5 separate regions of the Mus musculus genome follow, and all the other regions are linked to region 5. A link is a loop called in an ENCODE intact Hi-C map of the cell type or tissue named here. Cell type or tissue: left cerebral cortex. All regions are shown on one strand. Region 1 holds the start of Fam131b (family with sequence similarity 131, member B). Region 2 has its middle 11 kb from the start of Olfr459. Region 3 has its middle 12 kb from the start of Tas2r144. Region 4 holds the start of Ephb6 (Eph receptor B6). Region 5 holds the start of Gm38798 (a long non-coding RNA gene).

Region 1 (5,000 bases), 260 kb after region 5:
TTATTTTTAAATAGGGTTTCGTTTTTAAATTTTTAAAATTTGTTTTATGCTCACTGGTGTTCTACCTCCATGGTAGTCTGTGTGAAAGTGTCAGATCTCCTGGAACTGAAATTACAGACAGTAAATTGTGATGTGGATGCTGGGAATTGAACTCAAGACCTTTGGAAGAGCAGCCAGTGCTCTTAAGCATTGAGCCATTTTCCCAGCCCTAGATAGGATTTCTTATAGCTCAGATAACCTTGAACTTGCCATATAGCCAAGGCTAACCTTGAATTCCTAGTCCTCTTGTCTTCACCTTCCAGTGAAATGGGATTACAGGCCTTTGCTGCCATATACAGCATCAAATATTGCGAAAGAGTGGCCATAAAGAACTCAAGAACTAGAGGATTCAAGAATTGTGTGTGGAATCATGGACACACAGCAGTTATGAACAACTAGAAAAGACTTTCAGCATCCCATCAATGATAGCAAAGGTACTACAAGGCCCTTCCTGAAGAGCTGTTGGCTGAAAATTGCTACTAGACTGGGGGGAAGGGAACATTTTCTTCAGTGGTATAACCACTGGGGATCTAGGGAGATAAAGGAGTTCACAGGGAAAGTAGTAATAGAGTAAAATGGTAGTTAAATGTAATCACAGTATATGTTCAAAAACCTCTCAAAATAAAATAATTACTATCATTGCCTTAACCAAAACAAAACCCAGGGCTTCGTGCATGCCTTGTTGCTTCTCAATAAAATCATTAAATAACAAATGTAAGAAGCAAATATAATTTTAAGTATACTTTTTAATGATTTCAAAAGAGTAGTAATGTAAAGAATATCATAGAAAAAGATCTCCAAAGACTGTTCTGTAATGCAAGCATCTGTGATTCTGACCGCTGATGAAGATACATTGGTGATGTAACACTATTGTGGTTTTCTGCTTATAGGGGTCGCTCAAGTAAAGGAAATGTTTCAGTTACCTGCTAGTGAATATTGATGTAGGTTTTTTTTTTTCCCCATACAAAGTTAATGGATTTTTTTTATTCTACCCATAGATCCTAGGACAAGAGTCTGCATAGTACACAGTACTGCCACTGACCTGTGGTTGTGTTCTTCTATCCAAGAGGTACCCCCAAGGGGCCACAGGCATGCAGTAGGAACAAGAGAAGTGATGAGATGGTTTCACCTTGGGATTCTGTCCCAAAGGGAACCAGTTAGGAAGTGCCACATGGGGGCACTCTGCCAGAGCCTTGTATTCTAAAACTTCAAATATGAGCCAATCAATATTAGGATTTTGCTGAGGGTCAAACTGTAAGTCTGTTTGAGGTAGAGTTGTGTAAAACATAAGTATTTCTCAAGAAATTCCATCAGTTACTTGGATAGAAAAAAAAACAACTGATGGAAGGCAGGAAGGATATGTATTGTTTTAAGCACAAACTAAAAACTAATCATTTTACTTTATAGCCCTGCTCTGACTTCCCATGGACTGCAGGCTGTAAGATAAGCTCTTTCCTGCCCAAGTTGCTTTCAGTCATGGTGTTTATCATAGCAGTAGATAGCAAACTAGAACTGCGGTTGTTGCTGGGAACTGAACCTAGGGCCTTGGATATTCTAGGCAAGTGCTCACCCAGGCCTTTTGTAAAATTTCCTTTTGCGATTAAGAGTCTCACAAAGTTAGCAGTGTTGTTCTTGAACTCTCTACGTAACCCAGCCATGACTGAACTCAATCTTTCTGCTCTGCCTCCCGAACAATTTATGTTAAGCAGATAACAAGTGTAAAAGCAGATGAAATTTTAAATATTTTACATATATATATATATATATATATATATATATATATATATATATATATGATCTATACTGTCAAATTGTCTTCCAGGAAGTTTGCTTTGGTTATGAAAACTGGAACTCATTAGCCTTGCCTCAAAAGATCCAGAGAATGGGACAGAATGCCCCATGTGCTGAGAAGTAACTGTCATTGCAGGGACCAGAAGGCAGCTGGGCAGATCAAATTCCCAGACCTTCTAAATTCACCTCCCAGATCTGCAGTTAGTGCCAGTTTCTGATAGAGTTTGCAAGTGGCCCTTCAAATCTGCGACTTGGATTTAATCCTTGAATTCATATGGTAATGCTATTTGGATACAAGGTCTTAGAGCAATAGTAAGGATTAGTGAAGGTCACAGAGGTTGGCACTAGAGGCTTTATGAAAGAGGCTGAAGCTAACATATTCATCCTGTCTCATCATATCATCTCCTCGAAGTGTTACAATGCATCAAAGCCCTTAGGACACTTGCAGCAGTTGCAAACACTAAGTTCTTGGCCTTTCCAGCCTCCAAACTTCCAATCTTTATAAACTTCCTGGTCTCAGGAATTTTGTTATAGTACCAAAATGAGCAAAAATATCTATCCTCTCCCATATCTTCATCTGGGATGTCATCAGACGTAATTCCTCAATCATAATCTAAATGTCACAAACTTACACGTGTAAGGCATGCCCTTTTTCTCTGCCTCAAACCCACAAGGCCTCCTGCCCCTCTTCCTCTCTAATCCCAGGAAAGAGACAAAAACCTATGGAAAACAAGCTGGCCCAGAATTAGTGTTTGCTTTTTGTTGTTACCATTGTTGTCAATGGTACCACCCAGACCCGCTTGCCCAAGGTTTGCAGTTACTGGTTCGACTAAGAGGAAATGGTCTCCTTGTCCTTCCTAGTGTGTCTTCTAGACTCTTCTTGCCAGTTGAAATAGTGCCTGCTGACTCTCCCAACTCAGATCTCCCTTTCCTTTCCCATGGGGCCCTTGGTGTAGTGCTGACCCTTCTCGGCAGGGGGCAGTATTCTCCCTTTTGCTGCTTCCGGACATCCACATAAAGCTCAGAAAAGTTAAATTCTGATTTAAAGCCATGTCTTGCGGCCGGTTTCCGATCCTGATATTTTCATTTCCCTACAGCTGCAATAGAATTATTCCCATTCTCCTCCCATCCGGACCCAAGCCTAGAGCTAGAATACTTGCACCATCCCCACACCCATCCCAAAACAGCTAGAGGACAGGGAAGCATCTCGCAGCATCCACTGGCAAAGACTTCACAATATGTTTGGGTGGGCAAAGCAACGCACGTGAAACGCCGGGCAACCAGAACAGCATCCAATCCCGATTCGTGCGTCCCAGATGCAGCATCAGGAAGAAAACAAATGTTTGCGGAATTTGGTACCCAAGGCCAAGCAGGGTGTTCTCTCATCTCCGCCCCACTTTCTCTCTCGGCCTTCTCACCCCGCAGCCCTCAAAGTCCATCAAGCATATCCTAAGGGTGGGCCCTGGCTTCCTGACCGGGCTCCTGAGACAAGCGGGTTATTATCCACATTCTCCATCAGCATCTCCCGGGAGAACTCAGCGGGGATGGCGAGGAGCTCAGGGGCGGGGGTTGCGAAGGACAGGCGGAGGGACGTGGTTGCAGCGCGGCGAGGGGCGCGGGGAGCGCGGTGCCCGGTCGGGGGCAGGGCGGGGAGGCTCTGCGCGCAGCCAATCCCCGAGCAGCCCCCTCCCCGGCCGCGGAGAGCTGAGCGGGGCGGGGGAGCCAGGCGGTGGCGGCGGCGGCAGCGGCGGCGACGGAGGCTGCCGTGGGGAGGGATGGAGAGGGGAGGGGGGAGCGGAGCCGAGCGGAGACAGCCGCGGCGCTGCAGAGCGGCTGGGGCGGCGGCGCGGTTCCCGGTGCTCCCCCCGGCGAGGGCCCCGAGTCGGTGAGGGCCGGGACCCGGCGGCCCCCGGAGCCATGGGCTGCATCGGCTCGCGGACTGTGGGTGGGTACCGCAGCCCGGCGCGGGTCAGGGGCAAGCTCGCCCCGGGGCGCTCCTCCGGCCCCCTCCCCCATCCCCATCCTTGCCCCTGGGGACCTCCCTCCGCGCCCGCCCGGCCCTGCCTCGCGCCTTTACTTTCCCTCCATCCGCTAAGGTCCCTCTATCCTTGTGCCCTCGCGCCTCCAGGGCTTCCATCCCTCTCAGCTCATAGCCTTCTCTCCATCGCCCTCCCGCAGGCGCGGTCCTTCCCTGGTAGCCTCTCCACAGCATCCTTCGCGGCTCAGTCGCTGTTCCCTACTCCCGATGGCCCCATCCCTCCACCTTCAGGCCATTCGCGTCTACTCTGCTGTAGCCAGAGCCTCCCCGAGCCCTTCTTTCGGGAGCAGCCCCTCTTCTCAGAACCTCCTCTCCAGCCTCATCCCTGACTTTCTTCCGCACGCCCCCTCCCATCTTCACCCTCTTCTCCATATGGCATGTGTGTTTTGCCCCCAACCATTTCCCTCTTGGTAGCCTTTTCCCGTCGCTCCTGCCTCCCCCCGATTTGCTTTGTTCACGTGCATTTTCCCTCTGGGGCGGGGGCGGGAAGAGCGTGTGCCACCGGGAGGGAATGGGTTCCACGCTTGGAGGGAATGGTCTTGGGCCGGGGTGCTCTGGAAGAGCCGTGGACTCAGGGAGGAGGTGGAGGTTTACCTCCCCGAGAGAGGTCGGGAGTCCGCTTCCCAGAGGGTGGGGTCCGCCTAGGAACCCTGGGACCCGCCTGCACCTGTCAGCGGGGGCAGGCGGAGCAGGGCCGGCTTTTTATTTACCTTTGGCAGGGGGAGGGAAGAAAGGCGCTTCCTTAATGGTCCTCTCCTTCCAGCCCCTGCCTTACTACCGCCCCCTACCCCCACCCTACGCATCCATTCCACTTTAGGGCTGAACACATTAGTACAGTCCTCTCCCAAACCCCCCAATTTTCCCCTTCCTAACTCCCAATTTCTCCCGCCTACACGCCCTAGTGACCTCAGGCTGAGAGAATAATTCGTATTATTATTACAAACAAACTACACTCTCCGGAAGCCTGATTTCTGAGACCCGGTTTATTTCCATGGAGACCCTCCTCTGCTTTTACCTCTTTCCCTGTTCTCCTCCCCTCCATCTCCCTGCCCCCTAAGGCTCTGACTCAGCTCCCCCTCTTCCTCAAAGGCCACCCCCTCCCTCCCCTCGCTCCCACTCTTCTCCGAGAGAG
Region 2 (5,000 bases), 820 kb after region 5:
TTTAACCATATTCTTTGTGATCCCTTAACTCCTAGAACAATGAGCTAAATAAAGCCTCACTTACCAATTTACCCAGGCTTAGGTATTTCTTGTAAAATATAAAAACATTGTTAGTAGTATTAGATAGCCTGTCAGGAGGACAACGGAAAAACTGTAAGGACAGATATTGCTGAATTATATAGTCAGTAATTAAAGGGAACTCTTGGATACAGGTTATCATATTAGAAGGACATAATCACAATCTGGAAAAGAATGACAGTATCTAGTGACAAAAATTGACTGATCTCTTTATGTATATATGGATTATATTTTAATTCCTTCCATTTAGTTAAACATCGTGTGTGTGTGTGTGTGTGTGTGTGTGTGTGTGTGTGTGTGTATTTGAAGGGGAAACTGAAGAGGGGAGAAGGATCTAGAAAAAGAGGATGGTAAGTAGGTGTTAAGTCAACTTAAGGCCATAAAATGTGTAGAAGAGAGGGAAAAAAACAGAAAAAATGCACTCAGTCTCCCATTTAGAGAAGTTTTATCTACAGTATTTTAACTTACAGATTTTTAAACTTACAATGCTGTGATGCAATTTGCATCCAGTAGATATCACATTTCAGATTTTGAGTTGCCAATATGTGTTCAATGCTCTCTTATGCTGCTGTACAGTGAACAACTGATGCCCTAGTATCCTTGCTACACATTTGTTCTTGGTGCTGTGGTTTGTGTTTCTGCATCTCTTCATGTCTACCAAACACTCATCTATGTGTGTAAGAGGTAGTCATCAGATCAGTATGAAGTAGGCTTTGTGTTAGAAGATCTTGCTCAAATGTAGAGGAATAGAATGTGGATACATTTAAATTGGGCTTGGCTAAGCTAGGAAGTTTGCTACAATATAATATGTTCACAGTGGCCACAGGATGCTACTAATGTTAAGTAAATGTGTGGATATACAGAATGTGACTGACATGATGGAGAATAGAGAAAAGACGTTGGGCTGAACCTGAGATATTCAACTAGAATCTACTGTAGGGCAACTCTTATTTCTTTGGGTGCTGCTAGGTACAGTGACTAGAGATGATATGCAAAGACTTCTGCCTGAAGTAGTTTCTGCATTTAAAATGGCTTTAGAATCTATCTCATCATAAAATGGAGGATCGATAGTATTGTGTAGTACAAAGAATGACTCCCTCTAGAGCAGAACGGGAGATTTGAGGATATGAAAGGTGGATTCACAGAGGTTATATGAGTTAGTGAGGAATGGAATGAGGGCTTATGAGACAGCAAGAGCCCATGCAAACAAAATCCAGGGAGTATAAGCCTGGATGGCTTACAGTGGGACTGGAGAATAGGAGTGCCTGAGACTGCACAAGTGTGAACTTAGTGTGTCATGATTGTACATTGTCAGCATGGTTTCTAATACTCACAATGACTTGGTTAAGAAAAAATTTTGGTCTCCATTTTACAAATGGGAAATGGGGGCCTGGAAGTTAAGAAACACCTAAACACGAATTAAATTTAATTCAAGTGTGGCCAACACCAAAGCACATGTTGGTGCCTCCTAACCATTACCACTGCAACATGCTGACATATGCATGCACACACCAGGCATGGTCACATGTTAACTACCTGAGAGATGTCATCTGTTCTCTGACAAAACACCTTCTCTTTGGACATGTTATTGCTTTTGCAATTTTGCATTATCAAATATTTAAATGGATACAGATTATAACCTGTAACTGTGTGAAAGAGGGTGGCTCAGGATTTCTGACCATTGAGACAAGGAAACCTTCACTAAAGGATTTTGGTTGACACCCCCTTCTGTTATTTGCAGCCAGCCATGCTCTCTACCTCATACTAGTCCAGATTATCCTCCAATTTCCAAAGGCTCTCACAGTGTACACAAGCACTGTGAATGTTATGTCCATGTTAATATGTGGTGCACAGATGGACACAGTACACAGTGATGGAGAGACAAGAGACCTGAGACTAGACTGCTAAATTAGGATATGCCCAGAGCAAACCTGCTGTTTCTTTGGATGATGCCAATTACAGTGGCCAGAGGTGATATGAAAACACTTTGGCTGGAGGGAATTGCTGACACTAATATAATTTCCTCATGTTTATAAATTAGTTAACTGTAATAAATAATTATTGTTAGGGCCCATCTTCTAAAAAGCCAGAATCTACATGGGCACTTTGCCATCGCTCAGATCCCTGTCTTCCCAAAGGTGTGTCACCACTTCCACCTAGTGGTCACTATTAGTAATGCACACAGGATATCTGACCTCCCCTAGGCTGAACTGTCTGGAAGCTGTTAGGAAGAATGGGGCAGGGATTAGAGTAAATGTGCATTTCCAATGCTAGGGGAGCAAAAGAAAAAAAGAGAAGTGAGCACATTGGGGACACAAATTTTGAAAATTAAGAAGGATAAATTTCTGAAGCAATTTGAATTTCAAAAACTTGCTTCAGAGAAGTCCATGATTTTTTTCTCCTGTTTACATATAATTAATCAATTAATTGGTGTAAGTGTGTAAGCATGCCATGGCACACAAATAGAGATCAGAACAATTTTCAGCAGTTGTTTTTCTCCTACCATGTGAGTTCCAGGTCAAACTTAGGTCTTCAGTCTTGGTGAGCACCTTCAGCCATCTTTGTAGCCACATATGTCACTTTTTGAGAATGATAACAGTTATTTGTATGAGCCAGAAACTATGAATAGTTTTAAAATGAAGACTGTACTGAGCTACTGTCTGGAGAAAAATAAGTAGCAGAAGGTGTCTCATTGGTTCGTGTGGTAGCATAACCTTTCTCTGTGCGGCAAAAACCATACAGATGTGTCTTCTGATCTCCACCACAGCCATCTAAGTTAACCACCAGCAGTGGTCCAAAGTCATGGATTCTGCAAATGCAAATTCAACCACGCTCTGATGCAGAGCTCCCCTCCCGACAGTTGTATCTGTTCTGAGTACATGATGACTTCCTCTCATCACTGTTCCTGAAGAGCTATAGTATAACAGAAAGTGGGGAGCATCCCCCTCATAATACATATTAACTAGAGATGACTTAAAGTAACAGGGAAATAAAAATGGACATAGGAAGACATGTGTATGTCATATGCAAATACTACATCATTTTATATCAGAGATTTGAGTATTCATGGTTTTGCATCTACGGGAGACTTGGAACCAGTCTGCCAGAATTCAGTTATGGTCTGTCACATGTTATGAATAAAGAAAATAAGATAGACTCAAATAAAATCCTACATTCAAGCCCATTTATGAAGTAGAGGGCCAAGATGGGGTTCAAACTTGGTCGGACAACTCCTGATAGCACTCTGTTCACATGAGATTGCTTTTCTTTGATTCACATGTAATTATTTGTTTCAAGGATTATTCCATGTGTTTTGATGAATTATTAATAACTTTAAATGGTTTCCAAACAGTGCAAAAGTGGATGGAAAGCAGTTACTCTCCTGTCTCCTAACACTAATGGAGCCCCCTTTCCTTGAGGCTTGATCGGTCGTTCATGAGTTGCACACTTTTCTATAGTATCTCAGCAAGACTATGATAAAGAGATGTCAGCACAATGTCTCACACCTGCAATGCCAACTCTTGGGAGGCTGAGGCAGGAGGATGATGACTTTGAGGCACTCAGAGCTGGCTACCAAACAAATGCAAAAACAAAAATGATTCCATCTCCAATATTTAAAGAATTATAATTTTTATTTATGATAAAGTTACAGTGTGGATGAATTAAATTAAGCATCGAAATCAAAACTACCATGCATACCTAGACAAAGTTTTAAATTCAATCAGAATGGTTTTTAAAATAGACCATGTTAATTTATGATTCAGTTACTTGAAAGGTTTGGAGTTGCCACTAATGTAAGGCTTTAAAAATGACTGCTTCAATTTTCTCCCAAGCTCATTATATTCTCCAAACATCATTGCAAAGCTTCAAAAGCATTCGAAGCCTATCTCCCTTCTCTTTCTTTTATTAAAGATGCCCTTCTTATTCCCAGATCCTCTCTTGGTTATTAGATTGACTTGTAGCCAATCAAGTAAATTCAGCTAGGGACACATGACCTAAAGGGCGTCATCTCAATTCTCCAGTCCAGAGATCACTTGCAGTGATACCATACACAAGCTAGATGGCCATATCTTCAAAAAGTACACTTCAGTTTTAAAAATATGCCAAACTCTTTTCCACATGTTGTTTTGTGAGTACGAGTCCAGTTTTCACATGGACTGAATGTGAATCAGCTCCGTAGAGCTCAATTTTAAGTGCATTTTGCAAGAGGTCCCATTTTTAGCCAAGTCACAGCTGAGCTTTCCTGTTAGCTAATTAGTACTTGTTCTTAAATTGGGCAGCTCCAATTCAAGCTAGATGAGATGCAATTTATTTCTTCTCTACTCTTAAAACCATCTAAGCTGTAAAATTTATGTTACTCTGTTTTTCCTTTTGTCTACCAGAGGGTTAGTTTAGTTTCATTCTGAATAAGTCAATAGAACTCCTAAATTGCCACACAACCACCAAGTTATCTGCGGGGCTACACAATTTTGATGATCACCAAATTGGATAAACCCAAAGCACTGGAAGATACTTGTCTCTAAAGATTGCCATAATAGACTCAGCAGTTACAAGCACTTGTTCTTTTTGCAGAGGACCCGGGTTTCATTTCCAGCACCCACTTTATGGTTTTCAACTGTATGAAATACCAGCTTCATGGAATCCGATACCCTTTTCTGGCCTCTATAGGCACCAGGCACACATGTGATACAGAGACATACCTACATAATAGAATTACAAATAGAAAAGGTATTTTTCCTTCAACCACTGCCTTCAACATGCTTCATCAAATGTGCCTTGTCTTCCCTTGTGTGGCATTTAAGGCCCGTTCTGTCTGTATTGCACCTAATTCAATGAATATGTTCTTCCTTGACCACTAGTGCCCATTAATGTAGACACTGAAGGGGAACAAGAGTAGCATGTTCTATTATCCCTCATCATTA
Region 3 (5,000 bases), 360 kb after region 5:
GGTGAATATTAACCTTGGGCCTAACTATTACCTTCTTTAATGTATAGGGTCATGTTGCACCTGATGCGCTTTTTATAATCATAAATGGTTGTACTACAGATCTGGCTTTTCCTTTTATGTCCTTCACTCCACACTGTCTACATGGCTATCAACATGCTGAGTTAATCACTTCAGACTCCTACATGCCTTACCCTGGTTATCTACCACACCTTGTTGACCCATTCTCCCCATTGGGGATATGTGGACTCATGACGTCAATGACACCAGGAGACCTTATCTGTGTCCCTTTATAAACTGGTGGCAGAACTTCTCCTGGAACCCTCCCCGGGGTGGATCTCTGAGTCAAAGGGCATGTGAGTGCTTTATTTCACCAGGTGTGTGCATCGAGAATGACAACGCAGTCTGGCACTCCAGCCAGCAGCAGCAGCAGCAGTAGCAGAATCCTCCCTTTTGACATTCTCATCAGTGTTTGCTAAATTTTTATTGTTTTGAGACATGTTAAGTGTTGTGATAGTCTCCTTATCTCTAAGACCCCCCAGTGGATTGTTGCAACAAAAAAAAAATGGCACTGAACTTTATACATACTATGTTTTTTCTACTGTAAAGTTTAGTTTGTAAAAGTGGCATAGAAGAGGTTAGCAAATATTAGTGATAAAATAAAAGTTATGTGAATGTGGTCTCTCTCTCTCAAAAATCTTATGATATACCACTCACCTATCTTCTGGTGACAGGGTAACTGAAGCTGCAGAAATTAAGCTGTGGGTTCATAAAGGTAGCTAAGTCTTATTGCTGATTTAATATTCATATTTCTGGTTATTAGTGAGCATGGTTTCCTGACCCACAGGATTACCACCACCTGTAGATTGTGTGTGTGTGTGTGTGTGTGTGTGTGTGTGTGTGGGCGCACACACATGGACATGGACATTCCCTTGTAGAGTTCAGCTAGTTGTCTCTTGTTTAAAGATATAGCCAGTGACCCTTGCTGTCACTCATTGCATACTCAATGGAAATCCAATCAGTCTTTGTCTCATGCATGGCTAGAGCTTTTGAAATGTTCTTTAATAGGTCACCTCCAACTCTTTGGCTATAACTTTAACTTCATAATAATAACTTTATTATTATTAACTTTTGAGGCAGAGTTTCTATTAATCTTGGCTGGCTTCAAACTTGTTATGTAGTTGAAGATGATCTTCCTGCCTCCACTTTACAAATCCTGGGCTTACAGGTGTGCACCTCCATACCTGGTTTTATGCAGTGCCTGTGGCTAACTTCCAGGACCTTATTCATGTTAGGCAAGCACTCTACCAACTGAGTTATATCCTCGGTTTTGTTTTATAGGCTTAAAGTCTTTATTTTTTCTATCCATGTGAATTTGTGTTTGAATTAATTAAAAGCCTGGGACCTAACTTTGTCTATCTGTGAGCTATGACTCCTGTGCAGTCCCTTTAATAATCTCAGCTTTCTCACATCATTCACACTTGTCATAAATTTCTATGAGTAAATGAATCTGCTTTTTCCATAACTTCTTATGCTTATTTTGTAACTCAGCTTGCTTCAGTGTCTGATGCAGATATCGCTTCCCTTCTTCTTTTACTTCATTTTTAAAAAATTGAAACACATTTGTCAAATCTTATATTTTAATCAGTTCCACTCCCCCAACTCCTCCAAGGTCCTCCCCACCTCCCCTCCACCCAACTCCACTCTCCTTTCTGTTTAGAAAACAAACAAAACAAACAAGTTGTAACTAAAAAAACAAAACTAAAGAAAAATAAAACAGTACACATGCACACAAACAGGCAATCACATGTGAGCACACAGGAAGAAATAAGCCATAGGAACACAGAAGCAGAAACCATAATATACAAGCAAAAGGCCAGTAAGAACAAAAAAATATATATCTACAAAAAAACATTGAGTTTATTTTGTCATGGCCGTTTATTGATGAGTGTGAGGCCTGTCCTTATGTGTGGTTTGTAAACCCAGTGAAATTCCTTTGGAAAAAAAGTTAACTTTTCCTTTGTAAGTGTTGCCATTTGGAGATAGTCTCTTAGTTGTGAATGGGAGCTGATGTCCACTTACCCTCTCAGCACCAAGGGAGGATTGGTTGATGTGAATTTCTTGTTTCACTGTAGCACTGTTTGCTCTTGCTTCCTTCATCTGTGGAATGCCTGGCCTGTGTCTGATATAATATCTGGTTTACACCATTGCTCAATCTGTATCTATAAAACGATTTGAATGGATTTATGATCGCCGTTCACAGATTAGGTGGGCAATGTGATAATGGAGGACATCTTGCCTTCTTTCAGGAGAGAAGGACAGCAAAGGCCACGAAGTAGATCCCTCAGGGACAGGTGTGGCTTTGGATACATTTTTTTCCCACAGCTCACCGGGGACTAGTCATTCCGGAGCCAGAACAGCTTCTATACGAGGCCTTGAGAGATGGCCGTACAGAAGAGCCAGGATCTGGAGTTTCCGGGGAGAATTTCAAAGGAAAACACAAAAACTTTCATAGTAAAAAGTTTACAGAAAGGAAAATAAACTCCACCAGTTTAATTCGTGTATTTGAATTATGGTTTGCTCAGTGTTGAACTTGTAACAGAAAAGGTTTGTGCTAAAGAAATGACTCGATCGCCATCTAGTGGCCACGCATCCAATCGTCACCATGTTAGAAACTGCATGGAAAAAAAAAACGGTCAACAATCAATAAAGAAGTATGCAAACAATCAGTAAATCCTGTGTAAAAACGAGGAAACCAAGTCTAGGAGGAGCTGAGTATCTTGCTAACACCACAAATATTATTATGCTGGACTGAAGAAAACGTTATCTCTGGAGATGCCCTCTGTTCCTGTTTGGAAGGAAGCTAGCTCATCTCCAAAACCCACTGAACAGATCCTGCTGGTAGTTTGAATTTTGCCATGCTGAGAGTATTTACGCAACGAAATCACCAAACTACACACTGGTTAATCTCTAAAGTTAAACTTTGATCTATAAGAGAGTACTATACTAGTGGGCATCATTTCAATGTGGAATGTGGTTTGAGGAGAGGAGTCCAGAGGAGATGTGCATAGAAATGGACAGAAGAAAGAGTTGTCTATCAAGAGAGTTTATGGAAAGGGGCATGGAGAAGACACAAGGGAGGTGGTAGGAAAGAACGAATATCCATCACAGTTTAGATTTTATGGAGCTTAGTCATGTTTCCTGTAAATACTGGAATGGTGTCCCATGGCAGGGCATGATGGCACACACTTTTAATCCCAACACTCAGAACACTGAGTCAGGAGGACCCCTGTGAGACTGAAGCCAGCCTGGTCTTATAGCAAGTTCTAGTCCAGACCAGGCTACATAGTGAGAGCCTGTCTTGCCATACCCCCTGCCTCCACTCCAAGGGATAATCAAGGCTATATTAGAGACGATGTTTATATTTTTTCAGAGGAGTGTTTTGGTGCATTTCAGCTTATACTTCAAAGACTAATTTTGGGACCCAGTTCATTTTTATAGAAAGTAGAAATTTATGTGAAGTCCAAGAACCCATAAAAATCTTTAGCTTTAGAGACACAAGAGATACTGAAATATCTGAGGTATTTGAAGTATAGTATTCTCCCTCAAAAGAAAATGTACTTGTAATTTCCCTGAAAGGCCTTCACCGATCAGTTCTGGCAAAATGTTAATGGGAGCTGTAACAAAATGTCCAAGATTAACGATTTAAGGGAGGAGATAACTATTCTGGTGTGCAGTTTCAGAAGCTTCTGTCAGAGGTCACTCCATCCCATCACTGTGGGCCTATGGTGTGACAGTGTCATGGTTGAGAGAGACGTATGGAGAAGAACTCGTTTCATTGTGGTTAGAAGAAGGGTGAGTTAGAAAGGTGGAAGAGAGTGTGGAAAAGACCAGGGTCCCAAATACCCTTCAAAGACACAACTCCGTTCACTTACGGTTGTACTTCTTCCAAGCAGGACCCTTCTGGTCTGTTCAGCTATGAACTCAGCTGTGTATTTATCCATGGATTAAGCCCTCATAATACAATAATCCCTCAATTTCAGCACTGTGTAGGAATAAAATGGTTAACACCTAAGCCTTTGGGGGACACTTCAGATCCCAAGCAGCACTTATTAAATATAATACACAGTACATGAGTACAGTATGATACACAGGCAGGAGTGCAGCATCTCTTCTACTTTTCTGTATGATTGAACATATCCAAAATCAAAATTACAAAGGAGCCAATTCATCAAGCTCTTTAAGTGATTATGTTGGCTAGGGTGTATAAAGAAAAACAAAAAACCCATCAAGAGCGATCAAGAAAAGAGTGAGTTGAGATGCAGCAGAGGGCTTTCCCCCACCCTCCTGCCAGTGGACACATCTATGGCAATCAAAAGTCTCTGGAGGATTTTCAGAAGGTGATGTGAGTGTATGTAAGTTGTGTGTGTGTTTGTGTGTGTGTGTGTGAAAGTACATATGTAGTTCAAGAGCATATGGTTATATATGTTTCCCGATAATAAAGGAATGGCCTAAAAACAAACAATGTAGCAAAGGTTGTTATTGAAAGCTGTACTTCAGTGTCTTGGGTAGTACTAGGGTGACCTGTTCTCTTGGTTCACCTAGAACGGAAGGATTTGCTGATGAATTCTCCTTGATGTTGCTGCACTGTACTGTGGGCGAGGGCCCGAATTAAGGCTGGGTGAATGAAAAATGAGGTAGACTTCCAGTGGGAAAGTAAATGGTTCTCTTTGGTCAGAGGCTGCATGAGACGGCATAGAGAGCAGTTCTAGACATATAATCTCCAATGTTTCAGTTTGGACTTTGAAGCTTACTCATTGATATGTGGGGACTGATTGTCTAGACTCCAGACTCTATAGACGTTTGCCCTACTTTCTTAGAGACACTTCAGAGACCTGAAAAGTCATCTGACTTGGTGTGTGTGTGTGTGTGTGTGTGTGTGTGTGTGTGTGTGTGTGTGCCTAAACACTTTATATAGTCTATGCACACTCTGCCTACTACTT
Region 4 (5,000 bases), 980 kb after region 5:
CCTTTGAGAAGCATCATCTTCCCTTCCAGAGCCACCTGAGTCAAGTTCCCCTGATGGGTGGAGGGCCTGAGTTAACTGATTGGGAACAGGCTGGGCAGCACTTCTACATGGGCACTGCCAGGGATATTACAACATCAGCTATGCTGGTCCCCTGCCAGTTCCCCCAGGGATGGGAGGAGAGAGGGTGCCAGACGGCCAAGATCAGTGGGCAGGGGCAGAGGCAGGCTGGGCCAAGCACCCAGATGCATAGAGGGGGTGGAGCTGGGGCAGGAGCAAGCAGGATACTTTGTTTGCCACTGGAGGGGGCGTGCTTACGGTTGGGGCTCAAATTCCAAGCCTCTATTTCCAGGCTTAAGGGGGCTGTAGATGTCGATTGCCCCTTGCCCCTGCCAGCTCCACCCTGCAGCGAGGGGATTGGAGAGATGCCACAGGAGTCAGAGGCATGGACAAACCTTTTCTGAATGCTGGGAGCCTGACCTTTGTGAGGTTACCCCCCTCCCCACACACACACACCAAGTCACAGGCACAGGAGGGTCGATGGAAACGTGATGGAAGAATTTTAATACCCAGGACACACAGAATAAAGAGCATGGATGAAGGGGCAGTCTCTCAGAAACCTACTCTCGCCTTGGAGAGCTATACCCAGTACTCCCCCATAAAAGACCCCCATCCAGGGTGTGCATAGGCCCAGGCTAGAGAGATCCTCTACTTTGCAAACCTTAATCCCTTACTCTCCAGACACAGTACCCTCCGACCTCCCAAATCCCGGGCTCACCTTCCCGCCGGCCTCCAGCTCTGCAGGTCTGCGCCCCCCGAGGCCCCCGCGGTGGATCTGCACCTCGCAGATCTTTCCTAGCGTCGCGCGTGTCCTCTCTGGTCTGGGGACCTCGCTTCCCAGGGGCCCGCGTCTGCTCGCAGCTTAGAGTCTCTGGGATTCTGGGAGAGGACCCAAGGCTGCAAGCAGGGACTGCTCCCTAGGCGGGGCCCTGGGGAATCGTGCGGGGGCCGGTGTCACGATCGGAGTCGCTGAGCTGTGGTCTCGGGTTCGGACGCCCGCTGCTCCCCAGCGCTAGCTGGGCGAACGCAGCCGGGCCCGCCCCCTCTCGTCTCTCCCAGCCTGGCCCGCCCCTCTCCAGCCCCTTCAGCCGCTCTCGCTCTCCTCTTCCGGGAGCCGAGCCCGCCCTCTGGGCCTAGGACCCAAGTGCGCGGCGCCGGATCCCCAGCGGGGCGTGCAGTGGAGACGCTGGGCGCGCCTTGGGCCCGCCCGTGTGCCGAGGAGGGTCGGCCTCCTCCCGCAGGTCCTGGCGGGCGGAGGGGACGTGGGCAGGAGGACCGCACGAGTTAGGGTCCGGGAGGAGGCGGCCAGTGGGCGCCGCTGCGAGGCGTGTTTAAAACCCTGTAGCTCGCGCCCGAGCATCAGCGGAGCAAAGCGCTACTGGCTGGCAGCTGATGGCCAGGCTGAAGCCCAGGCGCTGCGCCTATGGCTCCTCCCTTTCTCTTCTTTAACTCTAGGAACTAAACCAGTGGGGCTTCTACTCTGGATTGAACTGAGGTGGGCGTGAGCAGAAAAAAGAAAAAAGAAAAAAAAAAAAAAAAAAAGGAGGAGGTGGAAGGAGAAACAAGTCTTGGGAGCACGGGAGGGCAGAACAACCAGAGACAGTGCAAGCGTCTGGGAAGGAAAAGGTCCCTGTGCTAGCTTCAGACTTGTATCTGTTTCTGTGCCTTGAATCTGGGTCAGCGATGGGGCCTCTGAATTGAACCTTCAACCGCCTCAAAGGCAGGGAAGCCTGGGGCGGAGTCCGGGAAGTCCGATGTCTGTGCCTGGCGCAGACCTGGCTTGGACAAGTCGCTGCACCCAGTCTAGGTGCCACCTCCCTGGCGCGCGCTCCGCAGAGTACCATCCCACAGTGATGAGAGGCCGTAGAAGGTCCACTCAGTCGGTACCTGGATGCAGGGGCGGAACAGAGCGAGCTTGCTACTAGGGAGAAGAGTTTCTACCCAGCCCTAACCATTTCTAAACTAGAGTACTGGTTTGTGGGGGTCTATTGTTTAGGTCCCGCGGAGCAGGGCTGCAGCCTTCGCACGAAGTGTTGCTACCACCTGCTGGTTCTTTGAGGGAGAACAGGTATCCTGTGAAATCTGCACACCCCTTCGCCCCTATTACCCTGTCCCATCTTATACCCCCTTTCACTTATTCAAAGGCATCCTTATGAAAGTACTAGCTAGCTGCTTATGGGCTGATCATAACTGGTACTTAAAGAACATTTAGAAACCAATGAAAATTGTGAAAGAGACTATGAGCCAACATGCACAAGAAACCAAACAATGAAACTCCTTGAGGTACTGCGAGAGAAACAGTCGTTAATGAATTGGCTGAATGAGTGATAGAAAGATAAAGACAAATAACGAGTCCCTACTTGGACAGGAGGTTGTTCGCTCATAATATCGAGGATCAATTAATAAGCCTGATTAAGTTTAATGACCTGCATTTGGACCTCATTAAAACTTCAATTACACTGGTGTGCCTATAACTCGTATTTCTTCCATTTGTTTCTAAGCTTTCTGATAAAGAGCTTTCTTTATTTGTGGTTAACTGTTTCCAATGCTTTCAACGACTGAAAAAAGGGGGGAGGCTGATCTTGCAACATCTTCATTATTAGACAATTCTACCATGTATCTATCATCACATCTATCTGGGCATCTATGTATTTCCTGTTACCATCTGGAATGCTGTTGGTGCTCTCATTAAACATATACCCTGTACCTCCAGCCTTTCCTACATGCCTGGAAACTTTAAAAAGTAAGAAAGTACATAAAGCATGTTTAAACATAGTCACAAAACCAAAATATAGATATTTCTTTATGAAGCCCAGAAATTCTAGCAAAACTTTGCATTGTGATTACAATAAAATCTTTGTTTTCTTTTTATTGTATGACATATTACAAATTCTGTTTCTATTAATTTAGACTTATGTAATCAGTCAATTTTTTTCTTGCTAAGAAAACATGAATGTGTCTGGTTTTCAAAAAAAACACTATTGTATCCAGGATGCATAGAAGATTCAATTTATTATTACAATTAGCCTTATATCCTAATCTACATGATTTCAAACCAAGTTTTTATATTTTATTTTATTGTGTATCAGTGTTTTGCCTGGATGTATGTATACACACTTGCTGAGTCCTGCCCAGGCAGGGAAGGGAAGGGAAAGGAAGACATCACAAGGTTCCTGCTGTAGCAGCCAACAGGGAGTGGGCCTCCATTAGTGTTGATGGTTGCTAGGTGTAAGGCTTGTTTGGACAGTATAATAATACATATATTTAACTTTATATATATCTATATAAAGTTGTATACTATATAGTATTTACATATATATGTACACACATATATATTCACATATACACACATATGTATACATATATAAATGTATATATATATATATATATATACACACACACATACATAATATATATATATATATGCTCCCCCACCAGGGGGAAAGTCTTTTCTGCCAAGGTTAATGATTCCATGATAATTAAGAACAGAACGATCCTAGGAAATGAGAATTTGTCTCTGTGACACTGAGACTTTCAAGACAGACCTTAAGGCTATGGCAAAGAACTCTGAAAAATGGGTTCAAGAGTGTATAATTTTGCACCTATGCAAAATATAAGGATGTAACATGAATTTATGAGGGCCTTCATGAACCTAAAAGAACAGAGGTAGCCGGTTTGTCAGACGGATATTTTGTTGTTTGTTGTTGTTGTTGTTGTTGTTGTTGTTTTTGAGACAGGGTTTCTCTGAGCAGCCCTAACAGAAGAATATTAAGGAGATAAAGAGACTAAGGGAAAGGTGACCTCAGGCCAAGATCCCACCCAGATAAACTTAGTGTTTATGCTTACAAAAGCAGATAGAATTCTGAGTTCAAGGTCAGCCTGGAATAGAGCAGCTTTAGGTCCAGGAATGGTGAGAGTGGTGATCTTGGGATCCACTCAGCTAGCTTATTATTTATGTTTACAAAGGCACACAGATTTCTGAATTCATTTGCTATGTTAAAAACAATGTATTTGCTGTTATATTTCAAGAATCAAGGGGCTAAGGTCATAAAATGCTGATTCATGGGATAATCAAAAGGGAACCTAGGGCAAATGACTGAATTGATATATACATCAAAGACTAGTCTTTGGTCTATAAAAGATGAACTGTCTGGAAAGCTATTGTAGTTCCTGTTTGAAATTTGTCTGGGAAGTTTTCTGACTTTGTTTGGAAAACCAAAAAACTAATTAGAGAGCTAACAGAGCTCTTGTAGAATTTTCCTAGCAAGTTTTCTGACTTTGGTCAGAAAACACAAGAATTTTTTTTTTAGCACTCTTTCTGACTTGGGTCAGAAAATAAATGAACTATCCAGAATGTGTTTAGAATTTTTCCTATCAAGAGAGAGCTGTCTTGAGCAGACTACAGAGCTGTCAGCTTACACTCATCACTGAATTCGAGGTTTTTTTTTCTTCCACCACTCCAAAACATTCCTTCCTCAGGATTTCCCTAACCAAGCCAAGGCTGGCCCTTGGCACACACTGTGAGTGTGCTTGGTGCCAGTGGTCAGAAGAGGGCATCGGATTGCCCGGAATTGAAATTATGGATGATTGTGAGCCATCATGTGGACGCTGGGAATCAGTCCTGGGTAAAGATATGCTTTTAACAACTGGACCATCTCTCCAGTCTTCAACCAGGTATTCATAGTGGGAAGAGAGTATACAGTACATCAGCTAAAGTATGTCGTAGTCTGCAGCTATGAAAAACCAAAGCAATGAGTACCATTTGAAGTTTAGCATAAATCTTTGCTGTAATTTGCTCAATACTTGTCCCATATTAGGTGCTTAGGGGTGTTTTAGAAAGGATAAATAAAGAATAATAATCTTTAAACATTTTTAAAGCTGAAAAGCAGACCTTAATAAAGCATATGCCGCACAGAATTCATTATCTCCAGCGCACACAACTT
Region 5 (5,000 bases):
ACACACACACACACACACACACACACACACGACAAATATATGCATGTATATATATTTATGTGTGTGTACCTTATGTACATACACATAAAATGAAAAAATACTAAATCAATAACATAGATCATTGGGTGCTGTCTCCACTGTCCTTATCTGAATGAATATACTAATCCTTTATGTTTTTATGTTTTGTAAAATTTTCTACTGAGAACTGACTTTCATCTCTACATGGCTGAAATGGGCTGTCAGCCAAGAGATCCTGATACCCCAGCACAAATTTAAGCATGAATACACAAATGGTCAACCACAGCCCTTGACTTGCTGAATCCAGTGACTTTACTACATATGCTTAAAGATTTAATTAAACCTGCCAATCACTGCACTTTTCTAATGCATGACAAAAACAGAGTTGGGGCTGGGTGTGGTGGTGCACGCCTTTAATCCCAGCACTTGGGAGGCAGAGGCAGGCAAATTTCTGAGTTCAAGGCCAGCCTGGTCTACAGAGTGAGTTCCAGGACAGTCAGGGCTACACAGAGAAACCCTGTCTTGAAAAAAAAAAAAAAAAAAAAAACAGAAACAACAACAACAAAAAAAAAAAACAAAAAAAAACAAAAAAAAAAACAAAACAAAAAACAGAGTTGGGAAAGAGTTTCTTTTTAAAATCATGGCATCTATGAATCATATGAGTGTAAAATTGTCTTGTATTAGCATTATCTTCACACATATGGGACTCTGTAAATAAAAGTTGACAAGCTATTAAAAAAAAAAAAAGAAGAACGGTGTCTCCTAGGACATTTTTCAAGAATCTTGATGTGGTAGTGACTCAAGCTCCATGACTAGACTCAGATTGTCTTATTTACTAAATCAATAAAGTATTGCTTTTGCTTCTGTTGATTTGTGTTTCTTTTACTGACAAGTAAAATATTGTCCCTTTCTTCAAGAACTCCCCTGCCTGCTGCTTGAGAAGTGTGGCACCCGTCCTCTCTCACAGAGAACCTTCTCCTGAATATGTGCTCCTGTGTCCATGTCTTTCTTTTGCTCCTATGACCTGGGTTCCAGCGTGTGAGGACAGTTAAACATAAAATAGCTTACGTCTGATGGAAATGTTGGCCAGGATGATAAATGATTCAAAGAGTACCATTTATTCCTCTCATTGTTGTGACCAAGTATCTAACAGAAGTGACTCGAAGGAGGAGAAGTCTATTTCTGTTCATGATTTCAGAAAATAAAGTGCATCATGTCAGGAAAGGGGATGCTTGGAGTTGCAGGAGCTTGCTCTCACCTTTGTTCTTATCTTAGCAAATCTGAAACAGAGAGAACAGAAAGTAGAAATAGACCATAGCTCTCAAGGCCCACCCAACCACCAGGAGTCTATGACTTTAAGGTAGGTCCAAAAGTTCTACATCCTCCCAGAAAAAGGACCATCAGCCTATGGCAAGAGCATCTGTCTATCCATATCTCTAGAGCCAGGGATGTAGCCCAATGATACTCACTTGCTTAACATGCAAGGATCAAGGGATGCTTGGGATCAAATCAAGAGTCTTCAGCGTGTTAAACAACTGGACACCACTGAGCTACATCCCAAGTATCTCTCTTAGAAGAGAATACATGTCCAGCCACGTGTCACGACTAAGTAAGTATATGGTCTTATGGTCTATAGTCACATATATATAAGTCAGTATATGGTCTATCTACAGTCACATCGTGCAACTGTAAAATCTTATCACTCTTAAAATTGTCTATTTAGTGTTTTCTTACTCCACTCGACTGTCCATTTCATTAAGACAAGGGTGACACCTGTATTTCTCAAAGTTCTATCTCCAACATAACACAGTGCCTAACACATAAAAAAGCTTTCCACAGGTACACGTGGTTGTGTTAGATTGTAGAAGAATGATTAAGGATCCCTAACTCGTGTCCTTACAGAAAACTACCCTATTTGCTGAAATTCAAAACAGTCTTTACAGGGTACTCACAGCAAAACTAATATTTCTCCTATTCTCTTCTGACTAATAATAGCTAACATAACCACATTGACGGTCAGATTGGATGACCAAAAAGTGATCTGCCATTTCCCACTTTCCACATGCAAGATTTAGTTCTTATGAGAATAGCTACAGCAACATTTTGTGGGAGATGAAGTCAGAAACTTTCAAGGAAAATGATTGACTTTTAAATACATTCCCCAAGCTTCCATTTCTGGGTCTCTGGTTTCCTTCTTGCCAGCCCCTTTCCTTCTCCATGTCATTTGAATCCCACCAAACATTAACTTTAAAGAAACTCCGTTTTCATCTAGATATTATGACCAACCCCTTTTTACTATATATAGTCCAAGAACATTCCTATAGGTTAGGAGGAGTCCCCAAATTTCTGTCAGCTAAATAACTTGGGCTCTTTCTTGTCTCGCCTCCAGGTGGCGCCCTAAGTCCAGGCTGAAATTTCAGCAGCGTCTGTACCTCCACCCCACCCCCATCCCCGCCCCGCCGCCCCACCCTCAGATTGAAGAAATAAAATGAGTTCTTTTGCAAAATTCTATCATAGTGTTTCAAAAACAGAAGGAAAGGAGCCAAGAAGCCAAAAGCCTGCTCCAAATAAGTTACAAAGAACAGGAATAGCCATGAAAGGTCGGTGAAGTACAGGAAAAAAAGAAAGTTTCAGGGTGTTGAGGAAAAAAAGATATCAGTGATCAAATCAAGACCTGGACACTGCCTGCTACAACTCTGTCCTGGGAGACAAGTTGCGCCTACTTATCTAGTAGTAGCAGTAAATAAACACTCTTTTGATTGGATCCGGGGCCAGCAGCATAGGAGTGCTTATGCCTGGTGTTTTGAACACGGTCCATCAAAACCAATGGCTATGGAAGTCATAGGCCCTAAGGGAGAACCCAATGACGCTTTTCTAAATGGTCATGTTGTCAAGCTGCCTTCCAGATACTTATGGTTTTATCCATAGATTTGTGCTGCTCCGAATCTTGCTCAGAGGAATTTCTTATTTTAGTGGGTAGTGACTAAGGCAGAGATGCATTACTGTTGTTCCGAGTGCTGAGAGTAAGTGATTGTTCATGTTTAGCTGTAAATAGGACGCTTGAATCAATCCTTCCATGCCAAGGCTCGGGAAACATCATGGAATGTGGTGTTGAAAGAATGTAAGGGCCAGGGGGTGAGCAGGAGTGTTGGGAAATGCTGTCCTCTGGACATGACATGCCTGTTGCTCACATAAACTCAAAGCAGCTGTGGAGACCTACACAGGGCTCACACAGGATCAAACCCAGCTAAAAGTTACTAGCTGAAAAACTATTGGAAGTTGAGGGAGGAAGGGAGTTGGATCAGCTCCTGAGGGAAGGAGAATCACTTTTCTGAGGGAGAGGTGTGGTCACTGGTGAGTTCTCTCTTTACAATAGATGACTCTGTGCCCATGCACATAAGAGAAAGACCAGTGGAACTCAGTGTGTTAAAAACATCCATTAACAGATTAAAAACTATAAAAGAAGGACAGAAAACAGGGAGGAAGATGTGTAACCTGGGAGAAATTGGAGAGAGGGAGAAATTAATATACTCAAGATACAGTGTGTGTGTGTGTGTGTGTGTGTGTGTGTGTGTGCATGTATGTATGTATGTGATTAAAAATAAAATTTAATATTAAAAAATACAGAGAAACTGGGTTGGAGAAGCAGGAGAGGTCCTAGGAATGTAAGTATGATACCATTTTCCTACCTCTAGAGTCACAGAATTTACAGATTACAAGAAGACATTCTATTCATTTTTTTTGTTAAATTTTGGGTTCCATAGTGACATTTTCCTACAAAATTATCTGACATTTTGTATTTATTTACTCCCTTGCCAATAGTCTTTATCTTTTCTCTCACACTTTTACTGACCACCCCCCCCCTTCCTCCTCCTAAGTGGTACTGGCTTCTGTTTCTTGACCTGCACATTTCATTACCTCTTTTACCCCCATCACCTTTCCTTCTTCATACCCTTTAATAGTTCCCTTCCTCCTTTCATGGCCTGACTGCTCTCCCTACCCCCCGCCCCCCCCCCCCACACACACATACACACACATACATTCTTAGAGAAAACACACAGTATTTTTCTTTTAAAGACTGACTTTTTTAGCTTCGTATAATGATCTTTCAGTTGAATATTTTTTCCTGTGTGGTTGTGATAAGTTTGTTTTTCTTTACAGTGGAATAAAATTCCCTTATGTATACATATCACATTTTCCTTATCCGTCAGTCTGTTGATGAACATCTAGGCTGGTTCCTAATCTTGCCTATTCTAAACAAACAGTACAGCATTAATGTGCAAGTAACTGTGGAATCCTTAGAGTGTTGTCATGGTTTCTTTTCTTGTTGCTATAATGAAATCACAGAGATAAAAGCAACATAGGGTAGAAAGGGTTTATTTGGGCAGGCATTTCCAGGTTATAGTCATCATCATGAGCAATTGCAGCGGGAGGTGCTTGGAGAAGCTGGCCACATCACATCTGTCGTCAAGAGCAGAGAGCATGCCGGAGCTCAGGTAGCCTTCTTCACTTTATACAATCCAGAATCCCAGTGTTAGGGAATGGGTGCCACCCACAGAGGGTCTTTCCACATCACTTAATATATTTAAGATAGCTGTCTCCTGAGAGGCCCTGCCAGAGCCTTACAAATACAGAGGCAGATGCTGGCAGCCAACCATTGGACTGAGCAAGGGGTCTCCAGTACAGGAGTTAAAGGACTGTAGGAACTGAAGGGGTTTACCACCCCATAGGAAGAACAAAAGTATCAACCAACCAGACCCCCACTCCCCCAGAGGTCCCAGGGACTAAATCACCAACCAAAGAGTACACATGGAGGGAGGATGGCCTTGTCCAGCATCAATGAGAGGACAGGTTCTTGGTCCTATGAAGGCTCCATAGATGCCCCAGTGTAGGGAAATTCAAGGGTAGGGAGGTGGGAGTGGGTGGGTGGGTGAAGGAACGCCCTCATAGAAGCAGGGGGAGGGGTGGGATGGAGGTTTTCA

What was found. Hi-C counts contacts between places; a loop is a spot of excess contacts. Peaks named below come from ENCODE experiments on the same cell type or tissue, not always from the same donor. Only the 100,000 strongest peaks of a DNase experiment are listed, where the experiment ranks them.
Region 1: it touches region 5 in a loop (3-fold over the local background); 14 of 42 quality-filtered maps call a loop at or near these places.
Region 2: it touches region 5 in a loop (6-fold over the local background); 19 of 42 quality-filtered maps call a loop at or near these places.
Region 3: a loop joins it to region 5, with 8 times the contacts of the local background. A loop is called at or near these places in 31 of 42 quality-filtered maps.
Region 4: it touches region 5 in a loop (7-fold over the local background); 6 of 42 quality-filtered maps call a loop at or near these places.

Annotation. Positions count from the first base shown.
Region 1 is chr6:42,323,217-42,328,216 of GRCm38, reverse strand. It overlaps Fam131b (family with sequence similarity 131, member B), which reads left to right and starts at 3,577. Exons shown (of 7, transcript NM_029528.5): 1 at 3,577-3,775. The coding sequence starts at 3,748. In left cerebral cortex, CTCF peaks have their summits at 1,213 (motif pointing right) and 2,808 (motif pointing right); DNase peaks (open chromatin) are centred at 2,814, 3,447, 4,106 and 4,613; H3K4me3 peaks cover 2,492 bases; H3K27ac peaks cover 2,037 bases.
Region 2 is chr6:41,759,127-41,764,126 of GRCm38, reverse strand. No RefSeq gene overlaps it. Among named protein-coding and RNA genes, the nearest start is that of Olfr459, 11 kb to the left of the region's middle. In left cerebral cortex, CTCF peaks have their summits at 2,237 (motif pointing left) and 4,101; DNase peaks (open chromatin) are centred at 2,225 and 4,278.
Region 3 is chr6:42,225,077-42,230,076 of GRCm38, reverse strand. No RefSeq gene overlaps it. Among named protein-coding and RNA genes, the nearest start is that of Tas2r144, 12 kb to the right of the region's middle. In left cerebral cortex, a CTCF peak has its summit at 2,633 (motif pointing left); a DNase peak (open chromatin) is centred at 2,634.
Region 4 is chr6:41,601,596-41,606,595 of GRCm38, reverse strand. Ephb6 (Eph receptor B6) reads right to left here and starts at 1,085. Exons shown (of 18, transcript NM_001146351.2): 1 at 776-1,085. Gm27549 (a small nuclear RNA gene) reads left to right here and starts at 4,291; the gene lies at 4,291-4,352. In left cerebral cortex, CTCF peaks have their summits at 310 and 2,103 (motif pointing left); DNase peaks (open chromatin) are centred at 1,181, 1,402, 1,873, 2,023 and 1 more place; H3K4me3 peaks cover 2,246 bases; H3K27ac peaks cover 2,055 bases.
Region 5 is chr6:42,581,104-42,586,103 of GRCm38, reverse strand. It overlaps Gm38798 (a long non-coding RNA gene), which reads left to right and starts at 4,377. Exons shown (of 3, transcript XR_869010.3): 1 at 4,377-4,514. In left cerebral cortex, a CTCF peak has its summit at 2,396 (motif pointing right); a DNase peak (open chromatin) is centred at 2,407.